4 separate regions of the Homo sapiens genome follow, and all the other regions are linked to region 1. Evidence: chromatin loops called from intact Hi-C (ENCODE). Cell type or tissue: B cell. All regions are shown on one strand. Links, peaks and the distances in the headings refer to the core of each region. The heading gives the core; the rest is flanking DNA. Region 1 overlaps SEL1L3 (SEL1L family member 3). Region 2 overlaps RBPJ (recombination signal binding protein for immunoglobulin kappa J region). Region 3 overlaps SMIM20 (small integral membrane protein 20). Region 4 has its middle 74 kb from the start of SMIM20.

The links. Hi-C counts contacts between places; a loop is a spot of excess contacts. Peaks named below come from ENCODE experiments on the same cell type or tissue, not always from the same donor. Only the 100,000 strongest peaks of a DNase experiment are listed, where the experiment ranks them.
Region 2: a loop joins it to region 1, with 27 times the contacts of the local background. A loop is called at or near these places in 8 of 110 quality-filtered maps.
Region 3: a loop joins it to region 1, with 4 times the contacts of the local background. A loop is called at or near these places in 10 of 110 quality-filtered maps.
Region 4: a loop joins it to region 1, with 11 times the contacts of the local background. A loop is called at or near these places in 8 of 110 quality-filtered maps.

Annotation. Positions count from the first base shown.
Region 1 is chr4:25,839,131-25,846,785 of GRCh38, reverse strand. All of the region lies in intron 2 of SEL1L3 (SEL1L family member 3), which reads left to right. Among named protein-coding and RNA genes, the nearest start is that of SEL1L3, 20 kb to the left of the region's middle. RefSeq lists a silencer at 585-879 and an enhancer at 2,485-3,253. In B cell, for the core only: CTCF peaks have their summits at 4,197 and 4,396 (motif pointing left); DNase peaks (open chromatin) are centred at 2,835 and 4,375; H3K4me3 peaks cover 496 bases; H3K27ac peaks cover 3,205 bases.
Region 2 is chr4:26,407,203-26,414,857 of GRCh38, reverse strand. All of the region lies in intron 3 of RBPJ (recombination signal binding protein for immunoglobulin kappa J region), which reads right to left. Among named protein-coding and RNA genes, the nearest start is that of CCKAR, 79 kb to the left of the region's middle. In B cell, for the core only: CTCF peaks have their summits at 3,753 and 3,952 (motif pointing right); a DNase peak (open chromatin) is centred at 3,967.
Region 3 is chr4:25,921,459-25,929,113 of GRCh38, reverse strand. SMIM20 (small integral membrane protein 20) reads right to left here. Exons shown (of 3, transcript NM_001145432.3): 2 at 745-801. Among named protein-coding and RNA genes, the nearest start is that of SMIM20, 11 kb to the right of the region's middle. RefSeq lists a silencer at 3,152-3,201. In B cell, for the core only: CTCF peaks have their summits at 2,946 and 3,146 (motif pointing left); DNase peaks (open chromatin) are centred at 2,443 and 3,133; H3K27ac peaks cover 290 bases.
Region 4 is chr4:25,984,455-25,992,109 of GRCh38, reverse strand. No RefSeq gene overlaps it. Among named protein-coding and RNA genes, the nearest start is that of SMIM20, 74 kb to the right of the region's middle. RefSeq lists an enhancer at 3,535-3,734. In B cell, for the core only: a CTCF peak has its summit at 3,810 (motif pointing left); DNase peaks (open chromatin) are centred at 3,779 and 6,590; H3K27me3 peaks cover 584 bases.

The sequences.
Region 1 (7,655 bases), core at 1,838-6,837:
AGGCACCCACCACCATGCCAGGCTAATTTTTGTATTTTTAGTAGAGATGGGGTTTCACCATGTTGGCCAGGCTGGTCTCAAACTCCTGACCTCAGGCGATCTGCCTGCCTTAGCCTCCCAAAATGCTGGGATTACAGGTGTGAGCCACCATGCCGGGGCCTCTATTATTTTTAAGCAGAGTGTTTTATCCTGGAGGAGATGAGAACCTAAAGGAACCCTTCCAACAGAAAGGGAGGTTGTACCACAGAATGGTAACCTCTGGCTGGGCCTGATTCCTGTCCTGCCACTTTCTATCTCTGTAACCTTGGAAGTCTCTGAGCCTCAGTTTTCCTATCTGTAAAATGGGGATAACAAGCAGTTCCTTCAGAGCAGTGCTGTGAGGACTAAATGAGATGTGATTGCTCAGCACATCATCAGCACTCAGTGAGAAGCTGTGATGATGATAGAGTCCACACTCTGCATTTTATCCTAAATGCCACATGGTCACAGCCTCAGCAGGACCAATCCCGGAGGCTCCAAGGCCCTTCTGCAGCCTCCCTTAAGCCGTGGGGCTGGAGATCTCAGGCATGTGCTGAGAGGCGGCACTCTGAAGTTCTCTCCATTGGTGCAAGGAGCGCCTTGCTCTGTGGATGCCGAGTGCCTGCCAGCTCTTCTTCTGCCCCCTCAGTGGGGAGCCCTCCCCACACATGCGCCCAGTTGTTTCCTCAACTGTGGCCCTAGGACCACCTGTGACAGAATCACAAATGCTTGTTGCAAATGCAAATTCCTAGGCCCAGTCCTTCATCTACTTAGTCAGGATCTGCGGGGGTGGGGGAAGGCTTGGAATCGGCATTTTAAACACCTTCCTCACGACTCTAATGCACCCTAAAACTTGAGAACCTGTGGGCCAGGGACAGAGCTGGTTGGACTTAGGATTGCTATGGTTCCCGTGTCCCGACCCCCAGCCAGGCTTGGCAGGCAGAGGACATCCATGGATTTGTGGCAACAGACCCTTCCACAGGAAGTGCCTGACATTTCATCAACAGGATGGGTTTGGGACAAGGTGACTTAAGGACATGCACTCTAAGTTTTTCCTTTAGTGATCAATTTCTTGTCATCTCTGGGATGTGATTTCTGTTGGGCTATCTTTGGGGGAAATAATGACTGTGGCGATTTCTTGGTACTGTCCCAAAACAGCTCTGCATATAATGAAAACTGAAAGGACCTGTGTCACCATACATGATAGTTGGTCAGAAGCCACTTACCCTAGAACTGGCACATTTGATATTTTTCAAAACTTTTTCTTGTTTTGAGACAGGGTTTCACTCTGTTACCCAAGCTGGAGTGCAGTGGCACGATCATAACTCACTATAGCCTCAACATCCTGGGCTCAAACAATCCTCCCACCTCAGCCTCCTGAGTAGCGGGGACCATGGGCATGTACCACCACACCCAGTTTATTTTTTTATTTTTTTGTAGAGATGGGGTCTTCCTATGTTGCCCAGGCTGGTCTTGAACTCCTAGGCTCAAGCAGTCCTCCCACCTTGGCCTTCCAAAGTGCTGAATTAAAACTATTTTGAAATAAGTATAGATTCACAGAAAGTTGCAAAGGGTACAGGGTCCCTGTGTATCCTCACCCCCGCTTCCTCATTTTCCATAACTACAGTGCAAAATCAAAATTGGGGAAGTAATGCTGATCTAATACTGTTAACTGGACTCCAGACCTTACTCAGATTTTACCACTTTTTACAGGGGGTCCTGTGTTTGTGTAGATCTATACAATTTTAACCTACATTTTAATAACCCTGTCTGTCTGGTTTATTCTGCATTTGTGCAGTGCTTTAAATGAAAAGATGTCTAGAAGATGAAAGTAAATTCCCTTTCTGTGTGTGTGCACATAGTGGGGAGGGTGGGATGGGTAGTTAAATGTCTGAAAGCAGTCAAGTCAATCATTTTGATGATCAGTGTGCCTCCCTCTTCCAGGCAGAGCCCCATGCAGGCATCTGTCTGGAATACCTTCCACAGGGCCACCTAATTTGTTAAGGGGAAGATAGCGTGGGGCACACACAGCCACAATTTGCTGTACCTCCGACTTTGTCAGGGATTAATGATTCCATTTCATATTTGACAAATCATGTATTTCTGATTGAAGAATGACTGAATTGCAAGCTGGAAGTTTCCAAATGAAATCATTTAACGAACTGGCTCAGTTCTTAGGGCACCTGAATATGCCCTTAAAATGTGAAACGTCTTTTCCTTCTTTTGTTGTTTCTTCTCATATTCACAAGGCTTAGGAACAGCACAGTGGGATTTTTCTCCTCACCTGCTTCAGAGCATTACCTTAGGAGTGAGAATTAAACCATAACGCAGAGAAAACCCTTTCCCAAGAGTTAAAGTCACTGAAAATGGTGGGGAGCTCCATGCACCCTCAAAATAAGCTCTGATTACAAGGCTGTGATTTGTTTACCGAAAAAGGGGCACACATTCTTCCTTCTCCAAAAGACAGATCACAAGAGGGTCTGCAGCAGTCCCATGGAAAACATCCATGACCTTTGTTCTGGATCTGGGCTGTGGGGATAGAAGGGGGCCAAGCCTCTGGTTTGTTCTTAGCAGGGGCTTCTTGATGAACAAGAATCAAGTCAGAACAAGATGGCATTAGTGAGGCTCCGAGCTGAGCCACAGGGGGCCTGTCATGTATGGTCCCTGTCTCAGCCAGCACTGATGTGGGGTTTCAGGGAAGGTTTTCTGTGTCAAGTGCCTGGTGTCCTACGATGGCCCTGCCTCTGAACTGAAGTACTCCCTGACTTGCTTTCATTTTCCTTTTCATGTATAAAAAGAGTCAAAGTCCCTGTGCCCGGGCGTTCTGGAAGTGTGCTTGGAGGGCCTCCATCGCTGGCTTTGCCAAGGCTCCCGAGGCGAGGGCCACGTGTGTCCAGACACGGCTCTCAGCAGCTTATCTCCTTTGCCAGGCCAGACCCGGCCAGGCCATGAGGCTGATTTTTGGTGGAGACGCAGCAGACGTTTACCCAGCCCTGCAGGGAAAACCTAACCCAGATGAGAAGTCGGTAGCCATTGGGAACACGTGTGTGCCACGACTCGGCCACATGCCCCCGGTGCACGTGTTACTGCTGCATTCTGGGTGTGGGGGGCATATGTAGCCATAGGCAGACTGTGGATCTACCTAATGTGGCTTATTTCCTTGAGGGAGGGGACTGGGCGTTTCTGTTGTCCCTCCCAAATCACATGTGTGCCTGACTCACGCTGGAGTCACAGAAAGAAAGGAATCAGCCATGCAGGCCAGTGACTTGGGCCCCAGACCTGGGGACCCACCTGGACTTCTCTTCCTGTCATACTCTATTTTGAGAGTCACCTAGTGCTGGCTGTATGTGTCACATATTCAGTCCCTTCTTGCATTTCTCACCACGTGGAGTGCCGTCATCCTGGTCTAAGCCGTCATCCTCCTGTCTGGACTCCTGGCACTGCCTGCAAGTGGCCACCCAGTTTTGCCCGTCGTACCCTCCTCACCCCCCACCAGCAGCCAGTGCAAGGTGATTGCATCACTGCCTGATTAAGCCCCCCAGTTCCTCCCATAATCCACTGATCCCAGTTAAGATCAACCCATGCCCCTTACTCTGTGGGAATCTGTCCCTGTCCCCTTGCAGCCTTGTGTCCCACCACGCACACCCTTCCCCACTGCTTCCAGCCACAGGGGCCCGCTTGCTTCTCCTGGAGCATACCAAGTTCATTCTCACTTTGGGACATCTGTGTGACTGCTCCCTCCACCTAAGATGCTCTTCTCCCAGATCACCACATGGCCACTTCCTTACCTCACCTACCCCTCTGCTCCAATGCCATCTCCTTATCTAAGACAGCAGGCCCACCCCCACCGCCCTGCCTGTCATTGTCCACCTTCATTTTCCTTCCTGGCCTGATCACCACTGGACAGTTTCAGTAAATATCTTTAGTTGCCTATGTGCCTATTTCCTGGCCCACACTGGAGCACAAGCTCCATGAGGCCAGGGGACTTGTTTGCTTTGTTCTGATGCTGATCATAGGCCCCTGCACTCATGACTACTTGTTGATTGAATGAATGCTCTTAACCAAGAGGGAAGGACAGTTTGTGAACATCACACACTGATACCCTTGCAGGGCTGTGTTGCCACATGAGGGAGGGTGTGGGGGTGGAGGTGGCAGTGCTCCTTCCCTAGGGCCACTGCACACACTCCACAGCTTCCCAGACAAACCCACCAGGGCTGCGCTAGTTAAGGCTGCAGGCTCCTCCTGTTCAGGGATTCTCCTTTGCAGCCACAGGTAAGCTCAGCTTCCCCTTTGTGGTTTAAGTCTTTGATTCCCCACCCCTATGTCTTTGCTAAAGCAGTTTCTTTTCCTTAGAATAGCTCCTGTTCCGCCCCGACTCCCCCTGCCCACGAAGCAACACCGCCCCCCACTGCCACTTTCCATGTCTGCTTGGCAAAATCATGCCCCTATTTCAACAGCCTGCTCAAATTTCTAACACTTTTCTAGCCCCCACCCTGAAGTTTTGTTGAGTTTTTTTTTTTTTAATTTCCACAACCAGAAATTAACTTCATAAATGCTGGCCATCAGAATGCTGTGTTGGTACTGCTCCTATGACACGTATCATGATTCATTCAATTAAACAAAGATTGACTGAGCACCTACTATGTATCAATTTCTTTACTGAGTGTGGAGGCTTAAAGATGAGGACAAAGCCACCCTCTTTAACATGGCTACCAATAGTTACAGTCACTTACTGCTACTGAACATTTGCTATGTGCCAGGCACTGTCAAAGTGCTTTATGTGGTTTACGTGGTTATCTAATTTTTTTGAGACAGGGTCTTGCTCTGTCACCCAGGCTGGAGTGCAGTGGCGCGATCTCAGCTCACTGCACCCTCCGCCTCCCAGGTTCATGCGATTCTCCTGCCTCAGCCTCCCGAGTAGCTGGTGTTACAGACACGTGCCACCACACCCAGCTAATTTTTGTATTTTCAGTAGAGATGGTGTTTCGCTATGTTGGCCAGGCTGGTCTCAAACTCCTGTCCTCAAGTGATCTGCCTGCATCGGCCCCCAAAGTGCAGGGATTACAAAGTGCTGGGTGAACTACAGCGCCTGGCCCGCTGTTATTTAATTTAATATGCCCAATATTCCACCAAGGAGAAAACAGAAAACTGACTCAGAGAGATAGAGTAGTTTGTCTAAGTTTGCACAGCTATTAATGAAGATGCTGGAGTTTGAACCTGGATAGTTTGGTTCCCAAACCCCACACTTATTCATTAGGCTAAACTACCAGGTGATGTCATGAAGCTATTTATTTATTTTAAGTCATTCATTCACTGAAAAAAAGTTCCTGAGCAATCTGTGTGTGTTAAGCACTTTGTGTGGCTTCTTCAGAGGAGGTGACATTTTGACAGAGACTTGAAGGATGTGTAGAGTTTTCATGGATCAAAAAGGAGGGGCTGGGTGCAGTGGCTCACGCCTGTGATCCCAGCACTTTGGGAGGCTGAGGCAGGCAGATCACTTGAGGCCAGGAGTTAGAGACCAGCCTAGCCAACATGGTGAAAGCCCATCTCTACTAAAAATACAGAAAATTAGCCAGGCATGGTGGCATGCATCTGTGGTCCCAGCTACTTGGGGGGCTGAGGTGGGAGAATTGCTTGAATTCAGGAGATGGAGGCTGCAGTGAGCCAAAATGGTGCCACTGCACTCCAGCCTGGGTGACAGAGCAAGACTCTGTCTCAAAAAAAGAGAAGAAGAAGGAAAAAAAAAAAAGGAATGAAAGAAGGACATTGAGCTTTCAGGCAGAGGGGAAGGCATAAGCTGTGGCACACAAAGGAGAAAATTCCGGATTGGGAAATGGTGATAAGCCTTTGTTCCTTGACGGGAAAGATGGCAACAAGGGCTTCATCTCACAGGCTAGCTTGTGTTGCTTGGGGGTGGCTGCCTAGAGCATGGTGTTGAGTAGGATTCTGAGGATGAGTCTGCACTTACTGAGAAAGAGTGCCATGTCCATCAGTTACTGTCTGCCATGGAGTGGAAATGTGGACTAGCAGCACACTTGCTGTGGTTTATTTTCCAAGGTATAATCTCAGGTGTGACATGGGCAATTCAAGAAGTAAGACTGGATAAGCAGTTTAGGAACACTCTTGGAAGGTTCTTAAATGCCCTAATGTTTAGCTTTATGAACACTTCTCTGATCTTCCCTCTTAAATAAGAAACTCTGGGGCAACATGGCAGTTTTCTTCTTCTCCACTCTTTTCGTTTCAAAAATGCATTCTCATCTTCAGATCCAATGGACTGGAAGTATGATTTTTTATAACAAAATTTCATTACAACAAAATGATTGAAAGTTAAGTCAAGTGTTGGAACCAGCCTTGACTTGTCTTTGTGAAAAAAAATGGTTTATGCAGCAGGACTATTCAAGTCAATGTCATGATAGTACTTTTAGTAGTTATAAACTATATATTTGGCATTAAAAAAAACAGACCTAGTTCCTTTTTTTCCAGTTAATCATGGTAGTCTGAATTTTTCAGTAATAACACTAATTAATGCCTAGCATCTACATTCCCCTTTATGATTTTTCGAAACACTTTTTTCACACACATTGTCTCATTTAATCCTCATAATAGTACCATGGGAAAGACAGTATTATTCTCAACCTTTCTTTAACAAAGAGGAAAACCGAGGCTCAGGGAGTTTGTTTAACTGGAGTCCAGACTTCCTGATTCTTTTGACTTTGCTATGCCGCCTCTCTGAAATATGCTAATACAGTCCTAACCCAGGTTCTAAATTAGAAAGAATACTTTTTTTAAAGTTGAATTTTTATCGATGTGAATCATCCTGTTTTCTTCACCCACTGGACTTTGTGTCTTTGAAGCGGATTGGGCAGACTTGGAGGCCGAGGGTGGGGAGGCCTTGGGATGTAGCTGGCTCCTTCTATATGCCTGCCCGGAAGTGCTCAGAGCTTTTGTTCTTTTCTTTCGTAGACGAAAAAGTAATACGTGTACACGGTAACAATAAAAAAATTTAAATAGCGTGAAAAGGTTTAGGGGAACGAGTAAGTTTCCACACCCCTCCCCCTCGAATCTTCTGGTCCTTTTCCCAGAAGTAAATTCATTAGCAACAGTTTCTTGTGTTTCCTTCTAGAAATGTTCTCTGCACATACAAGCGTTAAGTTGTGTCCCGTTTTCTTCCTGCACAAATGAGAGGATTCTAGAAACAGACCTGCGCTCATTAACAATACAGTAGATTTTTCTGTACCAGGACATGCTGCCGACCTCATTCTTTTCAACAGCTCCTTAGCGTTGCATCGCCTGACAGACCGTAATTTATTTAACCTATCTTTTGCTGATGATCATGCTGTTGCTTTTAACCACAAGGCTTCACTGAACATCCCTGTACATGTATCTCTGTGCACACTCATAAGCATGTTTGGAGGATAAATTACTAGGAGTAGAACTGGTTTTATTCTTAAGATTCCTGCCATCGAATGTTCCACAGACTTCCTTAGGAACCTGCTTCACTGCCTAGTATCCTTTCTGGAGGAAGTTCTGACCTAAATCATATCTGCTAGAAAATCGAGTTTTTATTCTCAGACTTTGGCTTTAAAGAAAATTAAACACCTTATTGGCCACTGGCTTTTGAATGTCCTGTGTTTGGA
Region 2 (7,655 bases), core at 962-5,961, 570 kb before region 1:
AGATATCTGAGAAATATCTCATGCTCAAAGAACAATACACTGTATTCTTTCAACTCACAGAATATGACAGGTTTGTTTTGCTAGTTGTCAAAAACCACCTTCACAAGTTCTTCTGAGAATGATTTTCTTATAATCTTTTATTTAGCAATTAAAAATATTATCTATTGCAAAGCCTAGCTCAAGGCTCATATTTTACATAGTTCAGACCATCAATCCAGTCCTTATATAGGGTGTAAATTCACCTTTGCTCAATTATAATGTTGACTTGTACACACTTTAAAACATCTATGCCATATCTCTCTAGAGGGCCTGAAAACTCGAATTAACTATAGTAGCCACATAAGTAATATAAATGGGTGAACGGCGCGTACAATAAACAGGAATATCCAGGCTGGGCGCGGTGACCCATACCTGTAATCCTAACACTTTGGGAGGCAGAGGCAGGCGGACTGCTTGAGCCCAGGAGTTTGAGACCAGCCTGGGCAACATGGCTAAACCTCATGTCTACAAAAAATACAAAAATTAGTGGGCGTGGTGGCAGGCGCCTATAGTCCCAGCTACTCTGGTGGCTGAGGTGGGAGGACCAACTAAGCCTGGGAGGTCAAGGCTGTGGTGAGCTGTCATAGTGCAGCTGCATTCCAGCTTGGGTTAGAGTGAGACTCTGTCTTAAAAAAAAAAAAATTAGGAATATCCTTTAGTTACCCAAAGAAGTAGTTTCCTTCTCTTCTTTCTTGAAACACACAGCCTCCATTGTCATTCTCACTTCTTGTACTGTTATTAGTACAGAAAATGGCTTACTTTTCTTAATCCTAGTATAAGAAAACCCAGAGCTTAAATGCAATGATAATCAGCCACTAGTGTATATATACCCACTCACACTCACGTGGCTGAACTATGGGCATGCAGGCCTAGTGTTGGTCCCGTCCTCCAATTGTTCAATAGATGACTGAAATCAAATTTTATATGAAATACTGTTTTTTTAAATTTGGCAACTAATTTACACTTATTAACACTCTGTAGGCCAACAACGTGCAGACTAAAAGAAAAAAACTTTATGTGCATATGTGCACACACAAGCAGACACCAGCAGGCTGGATTTGGTGCTCAGGTCTTCCTGAAGGTGGTAGTATCTACTTCTTGTTTGCTTCCCCCTCAGCCTCTACAATATTATCTACTGAACTGACTGAAAATATATTAATGGAACCTACTTTTTGCTCAACCCTAACCAGACTACTTTAGAGGCAATTTACATATGACTTACAAGAAGTAAGCTGGGTTTATTTAATATTCATTAATTCTCCAAATTATTTATTATATCCTGAGTGTGTAACAGATACTGGGGATATAGCAGTAAAAATAAACAAAAAAATTAGACAAAATTCCTCTCCTCATGGAACTTACACTCTAATAGGAGAGAGATAATAAAAACAGATAAATGAGTGAAATAACATGCATATGTACTCCATTAGCTGGTGATAAGTATGGGGAGAAAAAAATAAAGCAGGCAAGGGGTACTTGAAATGGGGACGGCCCAAGGTGGTCAGGAAAAGTTTCCTTAAGAAGGTGACTTTGAGTCACGACCTAAAGCCATGTGGACACCTGGGGCAAGAGCATTTCCACAGAGGAAAGAGCCAGTGCAAAGGTTCTCAGATAGGAAGGACTGTGACCAACAGTGGGGAAACAACCAACAGACCAGAGCGGCTGGAGTACAGAGCAAGAGGGGGATTAACAGGCAGCGAAGCCAGAGGTAGCGGACAAGTAGACCAAGGAGGCCCTACGGATTTAACTGAGGGAGGAGGGAAGTCTCTGTAGTCCTCTCACATTTATCTAATCCAATAGAAAAGAGCAGTTTTCATGCCTGTATACTTACACTGAGGCCAAGGATATAAAGGTCACAGCCAAGTTAGTGGGCCCAGTTCCAGGTCACTCTAAATTTGGAGGGAAGCCTGGATTAGCTGGGCTAGTTTTGGAGTGGGTTCAGTTCAAGTCTACAAAGGGGAGCTTTCTGGCTTCTAATGCTGGGAGCTACCCAATGCTTACTATGGCACAGAGTCAAATACCTAGGTTGGCACACTCTCAGGAGGTTGAGAAGGCATCAATTTTGGAAACACATCTCCTGTTTTTTTTAATTGAACATTGATGTTAAGACTCCTTAGTAAATTGGTGTATCAGCTATAAAACTCAAAAGAGCTGTGTTTTAGTACAGGTTGTGTATTCCTTATCTAAAATGCTTGGGACCAACAGTGTTTTGAATTTTTTTTCCCCAGACCTTGGATTGTTTGCATTTATACTTAGTGGTTGAACATCCCAAATCTAAAATGCTCCAGGCTGGGTGCAGTGACTCATGCCTATAATCCCAGCACTTTGGGAGGCTGAGGCAGGCAGATCACTTGAGGCCAGGAGTTCAAGACCAGACCGGCCAACATAGCAAAACACTGTCTCTACTAAAAGTACAAAAATTAGCCAGGCATGGTGGCGCACGCCTGTAGTCCCAGTTACTCAGGAGGCTGAGGCATGAGAATCGCTTGAACCCAGTAGGTGGGGTTGCAGCGAGCCAAGATAGTGCCACTGTACTCCAGCCTGGATGACAGAGCAAGACTCTTACAGGGTCATGTTGGCACTCGGGGTTTTCAGATTTTGGAGCACTTCGAATTTTTGGATTGGGAATGCGCAACCTATATGCCAAATACAGTAGTCAAATCTCAATGAGTTATCATAAATGGTACTTTTTTTTTTTTTTTTTGAGACGGAGTCTTGCTCTGTCACCCAGGCTGGAGTGCAGTGGCGCGACCTCCACTCACTGAAAGCTCCACCTCCCAGGTTCATGCCATTTTCCTGCCTCAGCCTCCCGAGTAGCTGGGACTACAGGCACCCGCCACCACGCCTGGCTAATTTTTTTTTTTTTTGTATTTTTAGTAGAGATGGGGTTTCACCATGTTAGCCAGGATGGTCTCGATCTCCTGACCTCGTGATCCGCCCGCCTCGGCCTCCCAAAGTGCTGGGATTACAGGCGTGAGCCACCGCGCCTGGCCCATAAATGGTACTTCTTAATTTCACATCTGAAAAATATAAAGAGAGCTAAACTGATAAAAGAATGAGTAGTGCTGGTTTTCTCAAAAGTACTGTGACAAAATGCATGAAATGGTAAAAATCAGGTTGATAAAAAATTCTCTATTCAAAACACTGACCAAGGTTCTATCTTGAAAGTGCTTTCCAATCATGTAATAAATATAAGAAAAATGAAGACTTTTCAATAGTCTGAGTCTTTAAAAAAAAAAAAGTCAACTCTAAATTATTTCAAAAAGCCATGATGGAAGTAGCAAATCCAATATAATCTAAACATTCAAATTATTTCTATATTGCTGATAAAATCATACCTTAAACATCCCAATATCATCATCCCCTAAAATACGGCAAACAAATCAAGTTGTTGCCCATACTTCGTAAAAATCTAGTGATTGAATAAAAGTCAGCATATATACAAAAAAAAAAGGCAAGAATACACGCAAAAGAAACTAAAGGGAGTGGGGTAAAAATAAAAGGCCACCAAATTAACAGAAGAAAACTTAAATACATCTTTATTTATTTATTTATTTATTTAATTTTAAAGACAGAGTCAGACTTTCACTATGTTGCCCAGGCTGGTCTTGAACTCCTGGTCTCAAGGGATCCTCCTGTCTTGGCCTCTCAAAGTGTTGGGATTACAGGCATGAGCCACTGCACCTGGCCTAAAATATATCTTATGTGGTGTATTTTAGGCCAGGTGTGTGAAACTGACTATTTTTTAAAATTTGGGCAGTTGGTCAATATGTATCAAACACTCAGTGAAAAGTCTGAAAAGTGGTTAGCTTACAGAATTTAACTGCTGCTATAAAAAGATATCCTATAAAACACGTTGCCTTTATTTTCTCATCTTCCCTAGCAGCTCTATCAACTATAACAAACAATACTTTCTCTGCCACTTGGTGGCGATATGCACACATTTAAAATTTTACTCCTTTCACAGTTGTCTTTATTTTCAGAGACTGTTTCAACCACTGATTTCCTCAAATCTTGAGATGATGTCTGAAAACTGCCTTACAGATTCAAAGAAGGCTTTTTATCCATTCCAATATATAAAATAAATTAGGTTAAACAGAATCCAAACTCATGATATTTGCATTATCTTGCTACCTTTGCAGAATCATCACTAACCTTTGATGATTATTCAGTTCACAAGGACCATATTTAGGAACTTTTTGCATGCCACAATTGGCCAATTAACACAAATCTCAATATGACTTCAGAATCAGTCTAAATGACTTTACTGTTCATTGTTTTAACAGCATCATTACTGCTACTGCTTAATTACTTCCTTCAAGAAAGCTCTAGATAAAATAATCTTTTAAAAAGTTTATTCTTTAACCTAAGATCTTACTTAATGAGAAATTAATCACTAATATAAATGGGGTACTAGATGTGCCATGCAAATAAATACTAGTTATTAGGCACCATATTTAACATCAAGAACAATTTTAAATTTGGAGATAAAATTTCCTAACCAAGTATTTTTAAGCATCACTCACTGGAGTTATTTTGTATGCCAAAAAGACACAGCCAAGAGGACTGTGATCATGCCCCCAGGTAACCTCACGCCTTACGCCTTTGCAACTCTTCAAAAAGGCCTGAACCAGGATCGGCAAGAAAGAAGACAGATCCTCTTCCCACTGTGCACTCCACCACCAAGTAAGAGCCCAGAACACTTCTCTGAATCCAGGGCAGTTTGACAGACATCCAGAGGGCTAGATTAGCATTAGCAGTCCTTTACTACTAACACCTGTTTTTTAAAAAAATCAAGTAAATTTAATGGGTTTCCCCTTTATCATAAAGTAATGCAGGTCTACTTTGAAATTTTTAACAATACAAATCAGTAAAAATATAGGAAAGTAGTTACTCTGGCCTTTTCATCATTTTTGTTCATTTTTTAGAGGACTTCAAAGCTTAGATTGTTAAAGCTTTCTTTTGACTGGGGTTTTAGACCAGCTAGGCCATGCCCAAATAATACACAGAAATTGAAAATAGGCTGGGTGCGGTGGCTCACGCCCGTAATCCCAGCACTTTGGGAGGCAGAGGCGGGCAGATCACAAGGTCAAGAGTTCGAGACCAGCCTGGCCAACATGGTGAAACCCCGTCTCTACTAAAAATACAAAAATTAGCTGTGCGTGGTGGTGGGTGCCTGTAATCCCAGCTACTTGGGAGGCTGAGGCAGGAGAATCATTTGAACCCAGGAGGCAGAGGTTGCAGTAAGCCAAGATTGCACCACTGCACTCCAGCCTGGGCAACAAGGCGAGACTCTGTCTCAAAAAGAAAAAAGAAAAATAAAAGCTACTACAATAAAAGATATGGTTAAATTTTCCATTTTAACTTGACAAACCACTACAGCTCTCTATATATGTTGGATCTTTTTCTTTTTTAGACGGAGTCTCACTCTGCCGCCCAGGCTGGAGTGCAGTGGCACCTCGGACCTCAGGTGATCCGCCCACCTTGACCTCTCAAAGTGCTGGGATTACAGGCATGAGCCACCATGCCGGGCCGTATTTTTTAACAGTAACTAACAAACAGGAACCTTATCTGGACTTTAACACAATTTTCTAAATAGGTCTTCCCCTTTTGTTATCTCCAACGGGCCTCAGTTATACATCCCGGTATTAAATGACACAGTGACTTTTAAAACTCCTAGTAAAGGTCCTTTTGCATAAAACCTAGCACACAATAGCCAATCAGAAATAAAGAATAAGTGAATTCAATTGTACTAAAATGCATCTTCAAAAATCCAGAGAAAAGAAAAGCAGCTTGCCTAAATTTGAAGCTATATGATAAACACACATCTATTCATAATTCAATTGGGCTAGCCCAATCTCACCTAGGTAATGGAAAAGGGTTAGTCCTAGGCAAAGTTAAGTTTACAAAGTTTAAGTATTTAAAGGATCTTTTCCTCCTCAATCCCTGCTCTAGATAACCAACACTCAAACGCAAATGGAATGGTATGGCAATTAGGGTAGTAAAAAGGGTAAATATTTAAAATTAGGCCCTCAAGAGTTCCAACCCTAGCTCCACAGATTCCTAACTAATGTCAACCTGGACACATTTAAAGTCTCTGATTTTCAGATTCGTTGCCCACAGAATTTGGATCATAACATGACTACTTTACAAAATTGTTACGAGGATTACAACTTTAAAATATTTATAAAGCACTTTGGGAATCATGTCTGGCTCATGATTGGAGCCAATATGAAACTGTTTCTACCTCGGATTCACTATGAGGTGCACAGCTGGCCTTTTAGATTCTTCCTCCATAATGATGGGTGTTAACTTTTTCTGTTTTGCTTAAAAAGCAGAAAACTTGCTATAAACACACACTAAATTTTATTTATGAAAAAAAAAATACTGAATTTCTAATATCAACTTCGTGGGAAAAAAAAAAAGGACCACTAATTTGAGTTGGTACGCTATGTCCCAAACTACAGATACCAACTTCTTCCCATCTTTAACCCTAAATCAGTGTTTAAGTTGTATTAGTAAAGTACGATAAAATAATCAGAAATTTAGTAAGCCTGAATAACAGTACCTGGCAGTATGAATCTTAAATATTGTTTTCACTTGTTCATCTTTGAGGATTAAAACTACCAATTAAATAGCTTTACCTTCTTGGCCAAGCACGGTGTCTCATGCCTGTAATCCTTTGGGAGGCTGAGGCAGGCGGATCACTTGAGCCCAGGAGTTTGAGATCAGCCTGGACGGCATAGTGAAACCCCGTCTCTATAAAAAATACAAAAATTAGCTGGCCATGGTGGTGAGTGCCTGTAGTCCCAGCTACTCAGGTGGCTGAGGTGGGAGGACCACCTGAGCCCAGTAAGTGGAAATCATACCACTGCACTCCAGCCAGGGCAACAGAGACCCTGTCTCAAAAAAAAAAAAAAAAAAAAAAAAAAAAAGAAAGAAAGCTTTACCCCTCTTTTCAGCTCAGATCTAGTCAGCTTCAAGGAACTTCCTAAAAATTCTCTTTTAACATGTAAATTAATTTAATCACATACATATTACATTTCCCTTCTCTTAAGCATAAGCTGAGGTTTCCTTTATGTCACAATCTCTAAGAATTCTACTCATTCCTTTCACAACAATCCCAAAACCTTAGTTTTCATTCCTTTTCTCTTCAGTTGGGTACCTTTCTAGCCAATTAAAAAACCTTTGATCTTTCTCCATAAGCAGGCTTTTTCCATGGAATGCTTAACCAAAAAATGCTGTTTGAAAGACAGACTCAAGAAACTATTCAAAGAAAATTCCAGGAACCAAGTGAAGAAACAACAATGAAAGTCCCCAATTAAACATAAAAAATGCGGAAATTTATAGAATACCACAATAAATAATTTTTTAAAAATCACCTTGTTGTAATTTAATTTTGGTTAATCTACTTTATAGGTAATTTCTGTTGAGTCCACATTCAAGTAGTATGAGAGTATGAACCCAGTTTTGCTGTTTCTTCTTAATAGCAACCCAAACAAGAATAGGATCAAGAGAGAGGGCCAGGAGTTTTCTTTATAATCATTCCATAGCTCAATTAACCTAAGCTCAAGACAGTTTTAGGATCAAGAGCTTATTCAGCCTTTTCCTTTGCA
Region 3 (7,655 bases), core at 1,108-6,107, 83 kb before region 1:
AATGTCCTTCCACTTTCCTCCACCCCAAACAAACAAAATGACATCAGAACTGAGCTGTGCAATTTACAGTGTAGTTTGAGATGGTGTGAGCAGGCTGCCGGAACCTTGGCATTAAATGGCCAGGAAGCCATGGCTGCCATAAGGGACTTTTAAATGGCTCAGGAATTGTACCCCATAGCAGGAAGACCGACATCTGGCCTAGTTAAAAAATAAATAAATAAAAAAGAATGTTGCCACAGATTATAAGAGCTTTGGTTAATAAATGAGAAACCTCTCATTCCTGGCTAACTTGGATCCTCTGAAAGGAACTAACCATTCAGCCATAAAGGGAGCTTTTTAGCCCTTGTGCAAAGCAGAACCCCACATCAATTCAAACAGCTAACAAGTAAACACTATTTTCCCATGAGGGGAGTGTTTAAATAGGTGCTTGGTAAATAAGTCTGCCAAACAGCTATTCACGTCTCATATCGAATCACGCACTTGTTAACATTTTTATGCCCACTTATAAAATGGAAAAGAGGAACCTGGCAAACGTGCAAAAAGTATTCTGGAGTGAAATATTAGAATGACGCCTTGGGTGGCATCTATAAATGGCAACTGTTGAGAAATAAATAGCAAAATCACAATCTTGTCTCTAAGCTAAAAGGCATTTTCCCACTCTCCACGCCAAGGCAAACACACACAAACCCGCACAACACAGTAGTACAAATAAGATTTGGTTTTGATTTTTTTTTTTCAGTTTACCTGGTGGCTGCACATCCTCTTGAACAATTCCAGCCCGATTTATAGCTTGTTCCTTCTCTGAGAAACATAAGAGAAAAATCATTCTTTAGAAGGGGGGCGGGGAGAGAGAAATATTTGTATTTACATGGGCCAATGACATGGGACAATTAGAAAACAGTATTTATGAGTGCTGTTAAATTCAGATACGCTATTATGCAAAGCTTTTAGGTTGTGGAAGTTAGATCCTATAATGCAAAAGAGATTGGGTATTTTCAAAAGAATAAAGAAATCCATACTTCAAAAGAAAAGCTCCCCAACTAACATCTCTTCTCTGTGATCTCAGCATTTTGGAAAGACAAGAAAACAACAACAAAAAAAGAACAATTTTGAAAGAACTGGTGGGCGTGATATCACGAGGGGAAAGCTGCTGAATTGAAGGAACAAGTACAATTAAGAAAACGATGTAGTTTATATGTCTAAAATGCACTCCACCAAAGGACTAGACTCAGAGCTAAATATGCTATGTTTTTGATAGGAAATAGAGCAGAAAATTAATCTTTGGGTGGGTGGCTTTGGTTTGGATAATTGAAGCTTCCCTAATTGATTGCAGGTGCTGCGCCAATTAGCACATTGTAGCGACAGCAACTAAGCCAGTCTCTTTGGAGATGTCCAACAGGCAAGGGCCAAGAGAAATTGGGCATTTCATATCTGTGGGCTTGAAGCACTCTGACACATTTTTCTAAGTGGTTTAGAATAAACCCAAGGTCTGTAAAAACAAAGAGTTATTATTTTAAGTATCTTGACAAACAAATGACAGCTTTTCAGGAGAAAGCCTTAGAGCCAAAGGACGTTTACCACTAAATTATAGTAATGAAATGTCATAATCGGACCTTTGTTTTAATCAGGCTGACAGTGTTTCTTTAAATCCACATTTAGCTCTTATTTAGTATCAGGCCATTTTCTTTACTTTGGCCTCTGGATTCTCATAAAGTTACACAAACGTAACGGTACAAGAAACAGGGTTTGGCCAAATCTAATATTCATTGAACTTGCTTCTCTAGTCATGTGACAGAAAGTCAATCCTAAATGACCGACCTGATAGTTTTATCAATACTAAGTTTTGCTGTGGCAAATAAAACACTGGGCAATGGGGATTATGGGAATCCTGATATCCAAGTCTAAGAGGGATGGAGAGAACACATAGGATACTCAGGCCTATTCCAGGCAACAAGCGGCCTGATGGTTTCACTGCTCCTCTCTGAAAAGTAGCGGATGAATGGCAACCAAGATTCTCTCAAGATATATCAAAAGATTTCTTCCATTTAGAGTGGATATTATGGAGCCTCTAAAGTGTTAGACTTTCTGAAATAACACAAAAGGTGTCCTCATTTCTTAAGACATTAAATCATTGTAGAACTGAGCCCCACCATCCTATAGACATGTAAGTCTCAAAGTATGGATGTCTCGAACATGCTCTTGGAAGATACCAACATGTAAAAGCCCACAGTCATCAGTCTTGGCAGGAACAAAAATAGAATTAATTTTCTGTATCTAACTAAAAGGTCTATTTTCTGATACTATGGAAGAGGGAAGATTTGAGTTTTAAAAAATCACTATCAGAAAGCATTCTAGACTTAGAGATTTCATAAAATCAGACATCCTGGTGTACCAAACACATTGTCCAGAGGCAGGTACTGCAAGGCAAAAGAAGCTGGCAGACTGCCAAGCATCAAAGGAAGCTGACTTTTGGTGGCAAGGACCGAATGCCTAATTGGGTTCTAACCTCTTATGATGCAACGGAGAACCAAATGAAAAGAAAGAAATCCCTGTCTTCACACTTTCTTGCTAATTGCTAATGAGGCTGAAGCAAGGCTGAAGATTTATTTTAAATAGACCATAATCTCTTTATAATCCTTGTCCTAATGCAAACACCTCTGTAGTTTGGCTTGGTCAGGAAATTTAAACCACTTTGCTGAGCCAGTTCCTACCAAATGATAACCAGGTATTAGCATCCTATCTACATCCCCTGGTTCTTTAATCCATTAATGTTTTATAAATACTCTAAGGCCAAAGCAGTCTTATGTAAATTCATGATGTAACACAAAGACACTTTATCTGTGAATGCAGAATACTCTAAAAGGAAAACAGAAACGAGTCCCTCACGATTTAGCAGTGCATCTTGATTGAGGTTGACAGTAAGCTTCTATTTCCCTATCTTTGGAAAAGAGCAAATGTATATAAACCTCAGGAAAAGGGAAATGGCAGAAGTCAGGGGTTTAACTATGTAAACAAATCAGGATAAACTTATTACCAATTTCACTAGTGAGCACATTTCTATCAGGAGTGAAATAATTTAAACCCAAATATGGCACACCGGGTTAAAAAACTCCCCACTCCAGTGTCTCAGCAAGCCCGACTCTGCCCCCTGGTGCTAAGGCAGTGGTGTGATTTGTAGTTTTAATTGAGGACGTTATCTCTGGTCCAGGGGCCAAAGTGTATTATTAAAACTAGTAATACATGCAGACCGGCTGATTTTTTGTACGATAGTAAAAGAATCTACCTAATAATGTTGAAGTCTTTAAAAACAAAAACATATCCTTATATTAAATGTCCACACCGGAAAATACATCGACTGTGTGACTTGTTACTTGAACATTCACAACAATGCAAACACTGCAGGATACTCAAGCCCCAGCTCCCTCAGCAGTCTCAGGATTATTCGTTGAGGGTGCTCTAGTGGAGGACCAGCAGACAGAAACCTAAAATAAAAAAGCAAATGAAAGCTGGTGCAAGGTATGACCTTGGGAACCTACCTCCCTATTTCTTCCTGCCAATAAATACTTAAAAGCAACTCTGCCGGGCGCAGTGGCTCACACCTGTAATCCTAGCACTTTGGGAGGCCGAGGCGGGTGGATCACCTGAGGTCAAGAGTTCAAGACCAGCCTGGCCAACGTGACGAAACCCCATCTCTACTAAAAATACAAAAATTAGCCAGGCATGGTGGCGGGCGCCTATAATCCCAGCTACTTGGGAGGCTAAGGCAGGAGAATTGCTTGAACCTGGGGGTCAGAGGTTGTAGTCAGCCAAGATCATGCCACTGCACTCGAGCCTGGGCGCAAGAGCAAAACTCTGTCTCAAAAAAGAAAAATAAAAAAATAAAATAAAATAAAAGCAACTCACAACTTGAATTGTGACAAATGGCAAAATTTGAACGTGGGCTGTATATTCCATACAAGTTGAATATCCCTTATCTGAAATTGGTTGAGAACAGAATTGGTTTGGATTTAGGATTTTTTTCAGATTTTGGAATATTTACATATATATATAACAAGATATCTTGGGGATGGGATCCAAGTCTAAACATTAAATTCATTTGTTTCACATACATCTTATATACATAGACTGAAGATAATTTTATACAATGTTTTTAATAATTTTGTGCATGAAACTAAATTTATATTAAGTACTTATGTGTGGTATTTTCCACTTGTGTCATTTTGGAACTCAAAAAATTCCAGATTTTGGAGCATTTTCCATTTTCAGATTAGAAATGCTCCAACTGTAATAGCACTGTATCAACGTTAAATTTCTTAGATTGGAAAACCGCATTGTGATTACATAAGAGAATGCCCTTGTTCTTCGGAAATACAGGCTGAAGTGTTTAGGAATGAAAGCTCACAATGTCTTTGACCTACTCTCAAATGGTTCAACAAAATAACAGTAATAATTATAATATATAGTACATATAACTATATCTGTATATATGTATGTATCTGTATGTTATATATAGGGGGAGAAAGCAAATGTGGCAAAATGTTAACAACTGGTAAATCAAGGTGAAGGACAATATAGGAATTTACTGCACTGTTCTTGGATCTTTTGTCAGTTTGAGTTTCTTTTGTTTATTTATTTATTTTTTGAGAAAGAGTCTTGCTCTGTCACCCAGGCTGGAGTACAGTGGCGTGATCTCGGCTCACTGCAACCTCTGCCTCCCAGGTTCAAGTGATTCTGCTGCCTCAGCCTCCCCAAGTTTGAGTTTCTTTTTTCACTAACAAAAACCACATAACTGTACAACATGCATACGAAAAGTCCAACACCATTTTGACTCTTCCATGGTGATTATTTCAAAGAAGCTATCTTTTAAAAAGTAGCAAATATAAAATTTTTTTCAAAAGCTTTTCAGTTGCTTTTGTTGCTGCTGTTACCTAGATACATACACCATCTGCCTCTGGGGTATTCCAGAACTGGAGGTTCACTGGTGGTGAGTGTGAACCAGGGGCCAAGGGGAAGCCATATGACCGCAGCAGCAAGTGCAACCCAGTTGGCTGAAGGGGACCAAATGGACGTGGTGACAAGAAAGAACCAGGGACGGAGGGGAAGCCATATGACCACAGGAGCAAGTGTGACCCAGTTGGCTGAAGGGGACCAAGTAGCCACTTGAAGCACTGCACTCCTCCCAACAGTGTCAACAGGTCTGTTTCCTCACCAGAGCCTGGTTGAATCCAGGGAACTGTGTAATGCCAGTTAGAAAACAAGACCCAGTCTGCCTGCGCATTTCATTCGATTATGTGGTGAAAGGACTGAAAAGCATATTCTAAGCACCTGGCATGTCACAAGGAAAATGCCCTGACAAGGTAAGAATTCTTTCTGCATCAGGTGATTTCCAGTACCGTGTGCTGCCTAGGCATAGCCTCCTTTTGGGCAGGGGCAGCAAGGTGCAGCGGAAATCAACAGGACTGAGAAGCAGCAGAACTGAGGTCTCACAGCTCTCCCCTGTGGCCTTTCACTTGGCTGGCTGTTGAACATTCTTCACTGTCTGAAGGCATCATGAGGCAGGGCATTAAGTACAGGCAAGGTCAAGGAGTTAGGGCCTAGTGTCCACCCAGCAACTAATGTGCTGAGTAACCTTGGACAAGTCACTAAATGAGGGGACGGAAATGAGCTCAAGCCCCTTCTGGTCAAACCCTATGATTTTATGCTTCTGAACATCCAATTAAAATTTCAAATGAAAAGGATCACAGAAAATGATCTTATTCTGTCTAATTTCACAGGCTGGCCTCAAATGCATGTTATTTGTAAAAGGCCATATTCAGGGTCACTGTCTAGTTCTAGGAAACAAAGACAGATTAGCCATCTGTACTCTTCCCTAACTGTGGCCTCTTCAGACCAAACATGCTATGCCAACAGGGTGAAAGCTAAAAAGTGTCTGGGACTCCCTCCAGAAGTACAGCAGAACTGTACCCAGACTTCTGGTTTTGGGTCACTGACCCACTGATGCCATCATCTGTCCAGCGCTCATTTCAGTACTTGAGGTATCATGTACAGAACTGCCTTGTACTCCACATAACACTTAGGAAAGCCTTGCTAAGTTAACGAAAGAACTGAAGATCATGCTGAACGCCAAAATGAAATCCAATAAGGCAGTCTGGTGATAGTGGCTGCCTGCTCTGCAACCATGGAAGATCTCCTTGGCTTTGTTTTACCTAAGCAGGCTTCCCCTTCTTTTCTGCTGCCTGTATGCTTGTTCCAGCAGAGACCCTGGAACGTACCTGTCCCCATATCCATGCTGGCACAGGTGAAGGGCCCGGACTGATCTGACACTTGGCTCTACATGGACTGCCTTGCCAGTTGCCAGCCCTAAGTCTTGCTTTTACCAGTAACCCAGTTCTCAGGGAGTAGGCTTCTGCCCTGTCCATCCAAGAATGATGGGCTTCTGCCCCACAGTCTCAGGATCCTGGGGAATGAAATGTATGAAGGACGGTCAGGAGAGAAGGCCTAACAAGAAAGGCTAACAGGAGTGGCTGAAAGGCAGGAGCAAAAGAGCAAACCCAGGAGGACCTTCCACGGTGGAGAGGCCCAGGGAAGACAGTGCTCCAAGGAAGGAGAGGATGGCCTAGAGTTGGTGCCTCTTACTCATAAATGACCTGACTTCCTGTGTCACAAAGAGAATAGACGCCATCACCTGGAAGTGCCCACAACTTGCCAACATCAAACCTAGATATGGCAGCATCCACACCATCCTTCCTCCTGAGCTGGTGGAAGAGGTGCCTTGCCTTTGGTCCAAGGCTCTTTCCTCTACTTGAGCTCAGGATCTCATGTCACCTCCCACTCTACGGACTGTCTTCTCTCTCCAGCAGCTTTCTCTGTCTAAGACTTTCTTGGCCCTCCATCTCTTCCAGCCAAAACTAAAAGAAAACTCTTCCCAGACCCTGTGACCTGCTGGAAACTTTGCCATTCTCCTCTCCATACAGCTAAACATCTATAAATAGTCAACTTAATACACTATTAATAGTCAACTTAATACACTTCAATCCACTGCAACCTGCCTTCTGCCTACTTCCAAACCACTGAAAGCATGTTTAACAATATAACCAATCACTTCTAACTTATTTCTGTTAAATATAATTCATATTTTCACTTATCTCTTTTACTGTCTCTAAGCAGCCTAACCCTGCTGACCACACTCCCTTTTCATGAAGAGCTGTCTTTATGGGGCTTGTGACTGCAGCCTCTCCTGGTTTAAAACCTGTCTAGCCACTCCTCCTCAGTCTCCTTAGAGGGCCTTTCTCTTCCTCTGACCCCCTATGCTTCAGCCCTTCTGACACTGGTGTTCCCCAGCACACTGCCCCGGGCCAGCTTGCCCCTTACAATCTCTGAATGCTGCCTGGGAACCCTTACCTACTGCAGTGACCTGATTCCCAGCCACGTGCTGATGATGCCCCATCTCCAGCTGCAGCTCACATCCGGCGTCTCAGCCCCAGATCGGTATATTCCATTGTCTATGGGAAATCTCAAAGAGCACATCAGCTACCTCAGCCTCAAAAGCTACCCAAATGCCCAAAAGCAAACTAACTTGTCTTTTCACCCCTAAAACCAATTCCTTCTTGTGTTTTCTAGCTAATGACCAGCATCTCCATCTCCTCAGCTGCTGG
Region 4 (7,655 bases), core at 1,709-6,708, 150 kb before region 1:
GAAAAGACTTTGGAGAGCATTCCCCTGCACTGAGCAGGCTGATGTGCTCACACAGCTGTGGAGGAGGGTGATCTAGACAGGAGGGATGACACGGGCAAAGATATGAAATTGGGAGGGTGCAAAGCATGTTGAAGGTTTGAGGGTTCAGGGGGCCGTATGTAGATCAGCCTGGTGGTATAGGGTGCATCTGGGAGGCAGAGGGAGGCCAAGCAGGAAAGGCAGCCTGGGGCCAGTGTGGAAGTCACCAAAGCCATTCCAGACGTGGCACTGGCCTTTCCCTGAAGGTAATGGGCTGTCATCGCAGGTTTTTCACCCAGGAGCAACATGATAGAAATGGTGCTTTAGAAAAATGAGTCTGGTCTCATTAGCATTGATTCTAGTCCTGCTGAGACAACAAGGCATAGATAAATGGTCCACATCCATCCTTAAAAGTGCACAGCAATTGTCCAAATGAACCACACTCTACACTGGCTGAGCTTTCAATTACAAAATGCCATCAGTTACAATGACACAATGGGGCATTACAGTAATCCGTCACTGAAATCATATAAAGCTGCCAACTCTGTGTTCTGCCACCAAGATCTTGGCCCTTTGAGCCTGCCTCTCCCGCCAGCCAACTCCGCCTTTAGGCAAGGATTCCCAGTATCCCCCTGGGTAATTCCAGACCTAGAGTCACTTCTCTCACACTCTGGGCTCTGACCCCATCTCAGGTCCTGCCTGTGGCTCTTTGGCTGTCTGCTAACAGATTCTGCCCCTTCTCACCCAAATTTCAGGCCCATGGACTCAATCCCCAGTCCTGGTAATAGTGAAAGATGAATTCCCACTCCATGGGCCAGGCTCTCTGTGACTGCCTTAAGGAGGCGGTATGGCAGAGTGACCAGCCACAGGCTTGGGTTCAGTCCTGGCTCAGCGACTGGGAGGGTTTTTTTTAACTCCTCCAAGCCTCACTTCTCTCAGCTGATAACAATACCTAACTCACAAAGCAGCTGTGAGGATCAGGGCAGGTGATCCATTAGTAAAACTATTATGAGACATGCACTTACCCTTATGGAACTGTACTCAGAAGAAAAAAGCCAAGTTATCTTCATTTATGAAAAGTCAAAAATGAAGCAAGTCAAGTGAAGCAAAAGCACCATCTTGGATTTCAGTAAACTCATGCACCAGTTACACGCACCATCTAATTTTGTTTCCGAAATATGTTGTTGCCTGAATTCAATATCTACCACTCCGGTCATCCCAAATGAAAGTGGACAGAGGATCAGTGACTTGCCTCGTGCTTCCTTGGATAAATAAAATGTGGTGCTCACACATTATGGGGCTCTGTGCAGCAATTACGAGCCTCAAACTGGATGCACATACACAGTAACATGGGCAGATCTTAAAAAACATAATAGAGGACATCGAATACTACTTTGTACCCAGCCCCATTCCAAGTACTTGACACAGTGTAACTCATTCAGTTCTCACCAAATCCCATGAGGTACACAGCATCATTATCTCCAATGTGCAAAGAGAAGCATGGAAAAGTTCAGTAAACTGCTTATCATCTTACATAGCAGAGGAGCTGAGATTTCAACCAGGCAGCCTACATGCTTCACCTCAATTCCGTATTAAATGCATACACATGCATACACACACACACACACACACACACACGGGCATTTATTTATTTATTTATTTATTTAATTTTGAGACAGAGATTCACTCTTGTTCTCTTGTTGCTCAGGCTGGAGTGCAATGGTGCGATCTCGTCTCACTGCGAACTCCGCCTCCCGGGTTCAAACGATTCTCCTGCCTCAGCCTCCGGAGTAGCTGGGATTACAGGCACCTGCCACCACGCCCCGCTAATTTTATATTTTTAGTAGAGATGGGGTTTCTCCATGTTGGTTTCTCCATGTTGGTCAGGCTGATCTGGAACTCCCAATCTCAGGTGATCCGCCCGCCTCGGCCTCCCAAAGTGCTGGGATTACAGGTGTGAGCCACCACGCCTGGCCTCACACATGAACATTTATAACAGCAGGACCTTCAGCACATCACCATTCTGCCTATGCCAAACTGCCAGTTTGTTCTCAATCCATCTCTGCCTTTCCTCTGCTCTTCCTTATATCCTAGGGAACTACAATTGCCAGCTCTCATGGCTCTGGCTTGTGGGTTGGTTTAGGGAATGGGAAACTGGTAGAAGATTAGAGAGGGGAAGAAGGGAGAGCCAGGGTGTTTCTCTATGTCTTTCCTCCGGTAGCTCCCACAACCCTGTTTCTCTTCCTTGGCTCTGCCTTCTGTCAGATGGCCCCTCCTCGACTGTTTCAGATCCTGCCAGCGGTCCCTACATTGGAGTCCCAGCCATAAAGCAGTAGCATCATCCTTCCTATTGCTGCTCCAGCCCTAGGGGTCATGGTGGCTTCCTGAGGTTGATAATCTCTGGGTCACCTGTTTGTCTTCTCAGTTTGCCTATCAACTTGGGTAACCAATTCCCTATATTAAATTTTCTCTGTTTGAAAGACCTAGAGTGGTTTCTAATTTTCTTGCTAGATCCAGACTAATAACTCATTTGTGTGAATTAAAAATCTATGCGTGCTCTGGTGGAAGAAGTACTGACCTGTGAATCAAGATGCCTGGGATGGAGGCCAAGTGCTGTCCCAACCCAATGTGAAACCTCGAGCTCTTTGTCTGTCCTTCTTAGACTTTGCATGCTTTTCTTTTTTTATGAAAACTTTTTTTTTTAACTTTAGAGAGATTGGGTCTTGCTGTGTTGCCAGGTGGGAGTACACTGGTATATGATCATTGCTCACTGCAGCCCTGAACTCAAGGGATCATCCCACCTCAGTCTCCCGAGTAGCTGGGACTACAGGTGCACGCCACCACATCTGTTTTGATTTGTTTTGTACAGATGGCGTCTCGCTATGTTCCCCAGGCTGGTCTCAAACTCTTGGCCTCAAGCAATCCTCCCGCCTCAGCCTCTCAAAATGCTGGGATTCCAGACATGAGCTACCATACCCAGCCTAGATTTTGGATTTCTAATTTGCAATGTTAATGTGGATTAGGTGCTTTTTTTAAAAAGTACATTCTTACTCAAACTCTTTGAATGTGTGTGTGTGTGTGTGTGTGCGCGCGCACGCACATGCATGCATGCGTGCTCGAGATCACAGATTTTTTTCTATGGATAATATGAATTCAAGGATATGCATGAATCACATTAAAGCAGCTGCCTTTGGAGTAGAGAACAGGGATAGAAAAGAGTAAAAAGACAATCAGAAGCTGGGCACAGTGGCTGACGACTGTAATCCCAGCTAATCGGGAGGCCGAGGCCAGGGGATCACCTGAGGTCAGGAGTTCAAGACCAGCCTGGCCTACATGGTGAGATCCCGTCTCTACTAAAAATACAAAAATCAGCCAGGCGTGGTGGCGCAAGCCTGTAATCCCAGCTACTCGGGAGGCTGAGGCAGAAGAGTCACTTGAACCCGGGAGGCGGAGGGCACAGTGAGCAGAGATCACACCACTGCACTCCAGCCTGGGTGACAGAGTGAGACTCCGTCATCAGAAAGTCCCGGTACTGACAATTGGAGAGCAATGCAACACAGCACACAGCAGTGGTTCCTAACCTGTCGGCCAGCCCACGTGCTGCCGTCCAGAGCTAGACGTGTCACCAATCACCTTCCACATTCACCCTCGGTGCTCCTGAAGCAACGGGAAGCCTTTTCTGGGTGTTTTGTTGTTGTTGTTCCACAGTCACTTCTTTATGGGCCAGCCTCGCCCTGAGAACGAGGAGGGTGAAGGCGGTTCAGCCCGGACAGGCTGCTGGCGCCATCTAGCGCTCCGATGGAGAACTGGCTCCCGCGCATTCTCTGAGTTGAGATTTCCGGCGCCTGCTCCGAGCTCTCCAACCTCCATCTGCTTTTTTCAAAACCTTCATAGCTTGCCAATTTGCAAATATTGGGAAGTCACTTTGCCTTGAAATCTTCAAGGAGTAACTCTACTGAGCCCATTGCCAGTAGAACCCGCAGAAGCTGCCAGGCAATTACCTAACCCCCAAGAGGCCCCTAGCAAATTGGACATTCTGGGCATTTAAAACCCGCCATCCGCATGCACAGAATTGTAGGAAACGTGGGCTCCAAATTTCATCATCAGAATCTCTGAGGGGCGACCTCAGCCTTTCCTAAGAAAACAATGTCTCTCATGAGGTGTGAAGACATCTGCTTTCCAGAGTCCCCCACTGCCACTATCTCTAAATAACAATTTCTAAACAAGTTGTTGGTTCACATTTAAAATTGCGAGCCATGTTTTCTTTTCTCCATATAGGAGAGGAGAGGCTGGTTGTTTCAGGATTCATTAAGCCCTAATTTCTTCACCAGCATTCTGAGCGCAAATGGCTTAGCTGCTCCATCCCATGTTTAAGGCATATTGAAATAGGCCCTATCCTGCCTGAGACATTAACTTTTAGCAGTAACTGCTAGAAAAGGACCTTGATTTATTTATAATCAGCTGATGTTATCATTCACAGGAAAGACTAATAACATGAGAAATAAACTTGAGCACTGAGTTAGGGGGCAAAATTTGGGAGCCCACCTTAGTTTTTTTTTGTTTTGTTCTGAAATAACCAAGAACAAAGACAAGAGGCGAGTACTGAGTACGGATGAACATGAATGAATTGCTAATTATCGAAACAATTTATTTGGACACTCTGCTACCCGGGAGAGAAGTAGGGTGCTTTTTGTCTTTCCCATCAAAGACTTTATTGCTATTTTGATCATCCAGAATTGTCAAGACCATGTTTCCCTAATAATGCGGCCAGCGATTTCATTTCGCCCTAGGGCCACGGTCACCCAACAGCTTGTAGGACTCTCCGTCCCTCTCTGTTATGAGTGCAGGGAGACGACAGAGGAAAGGAGGGTATAGGTTGGATGCGAAGTGGAAGAGACTTTTCTCTCCCCTTTTCCAAGTGTCAAAAGTGCATCAGTGGCAAGGAGGAATTGCCTTTTAGTTTACTTGGATTTTGACAGGCCCCTTTTACTTTCCCGTCAGCTCCTCAATTCAGGCAATTTCACGGCTTCTTTTCTGCTACTGAGACGTGTTTGTGGCAGCAGTGTTGTTAGCTGCAGCCACAGGCTGAGGAGCCAAATTGCTAAGCAGCCTCGCTTTGACTGCAGCCCACACCCGCTCAGGAGGATTTGCTAGCAACCCAGTGACAGTCCAGACCTAACAGGGCCATCAGGCCAGCCCGAAGGGCGACAGTGTGTCCTGGTTCATTATTCAGCCCAGTTAGATGGCTGAGAGCTGTCTGTATACTTACTTTCAATGAATTGAAATATCATAAAATAGACCTCATTCATTCATTTAACAAGTAAGCATTTATTGAGAGCCATGCTAAAGCTCTGCTGAATGTAATTAGCCGATTAAGCCAAACTCTGCTAAAGAGAGTTCCAGGCAGAGGGAGCAGCAAGTTCAATGTCTAGGTCATAGGCTTGGCTTGTTTGAGGAAGAGCAGGAAGATAGGAATAGTTGGGGGGAGATGAGAGCAAAGATGAGATCCTGGGCTGGGAGGCCACATCATGTACAGCCTTCTAGGCCACAGTGGGGACTTTGGGTTTTAGACTATGTATGATGGGAAGCTACTATGGAGTTTGAAGACCATGCTGTTTCCAGCCCCAAAGGGGCTTTAAAATGCCATAGCCTCTAGGATGAAACACCTCCTCAGCACAGCACCCAGCTAGCTTCTCCTCTGTGCTCTCCTCCTGCCTCACCCCACTCGCATCTCCATATATACCCACCATAGCTCTCTCTTATTTTCCAAAGGCAACATCCCTTTATCTGCCTGGGAAACACCTACCTGCCCTTCAAGACCTTGCATATCCACCACTGCCTTTATCCAGCCGATCTTGACTGTCTTACGCTGTGAATCCCCCTGTTCTTTGCCTCAGAGCCTCTTGGACACAATCCTATTATATAGGGTCCCTGTCATTTCTAAGTGTCTCCCTGCCCTGCAAGACTGGAGGCATTAGACAGGGGAATCCCGTGTGGGGCTGGGGCAGAGTCAGCAAAATAGGTGTGTTAAATTCTCCTTGGGTGGATGAGCAAATGAACAAGTGAAGGGGTAGCTATGGAGAGCTAACCCATGAACTCCCTACCAGCCGTCCACTCCACAGTGTGAAGAATGGATGAGGGGTTGGTTGCAAGCCAGACTGCCTAGGTTCAAATTCAGCCTGCAGCAAGTATTTCCCAGGTGACCTCTGGCAAACTTCTGTGCATTCACTTCTTTATATATAAAATAGAAAGGGTCATAATGCCATGCTCTGCCCACAGGTTGTTGAGAGGATTAAATAAATTAGTATATAAAAGCACTTAGGGCCAGGCATGGTGGCTCATGCCTGCAATCCCAGCACTTTGGGAGGCCGAGGCAGGCGGATCACTTGAGGCCAGGAGTTCAAGACCAGCCTGGCCAACATGGTGAAACCCCATCTCTACTAAAAATACAAAAATTAGCCAGGCATGGTGGCAGGCACCTGTAATCCCAGCTACTCAGAAGGCTGACGCAGGAGAATCACTTGAAACCAGCAGGCAGAAGTTGTGGTGAGCCGAGATCACATCATTGCACTCCAGCCTGGGTGACAGAGCAACACTCTGTCAAAAAAAAAAAAAAAAAAGCACTTAGAATAGGGCCTAGCACAGTAGACATTTGGTAAGTGTGAGTATTATTATGGCTGTTTTGTTGTTGCAAGGGAAAGGGGCTGCAGGATACAGAGAGGGGAATTCAGGGGAGAGTGGGAATCTTGGGGGGGTGGGGTGGTGAGCTTGCTGCTTTCTTCTCCAGCTTTGTCTGGGGCTGTTCTGAACCACAGGTGCCCTGCCTATAAGGCATGTCTCAGAGGCTCTTAGAGGGAACCATTTTTTCATTAATCTCCCAGTAATGTCATGGGAAAGTCAAATTGCTTCCTATTCTCAAACCCTTTCCTACCTTCCTGGAAGCTTTTGCTGTTCCCTTTTCGATGGAAGGAGGTTGGGCTGGGGTTGGGCTGGGAGCCAGAACACTTGGTTTGGAGTTCTTGCTCTGCCATCTGTCCCACCAATGTCCTTGGGCAAGAGGTGTGACCTCTGAGACTTGAATTCCTCGGCTGGTCTGAGATCTTCCTCTGCAGGCTGCCGTGGGGTCCAGGCAGTGGTTCTGTGCTCCGGCTATGGAGTCAGGCTTTTTTTTAGACAGAGTCTTGCTCTGTTGCCCAGGCTGGAGTGCAGTGGTGCCATCTCCTCACCTCCCAAGTTCAAGCGATTCTCATGCCTCAGCCCCCTGAGTAGCTGGAATTAAGGGACACACCACCACACCTGGTTAATTTTCGTATTTTTAGTAGAGATGGGGTTTCACCATGTTGGCCAGGCTGGTCTCGAACTCCTGGCCTCAAGTGATCCGCCCACCTCGGCCTCGGAGTCAGGCTATTCTGGCTCATATCCTGGCTCTACCCTCTGTTAGCTGTGGCTTTAGGTAAGTTATCCAGTCTCTCTGTGCCTCAGTTTCCTCAGCTGAAATGGGGCAATAATAGCTACCACCCTATTATAGGCTGAATTCTATCTCCCGCCCCCACCCCCAATTCGTATGTTGAAGTCCTAACTCCCAGTACATCACAGTGTGACTGTATTTAAAGAGAGGAAGTTAAAAGAGGTCATTA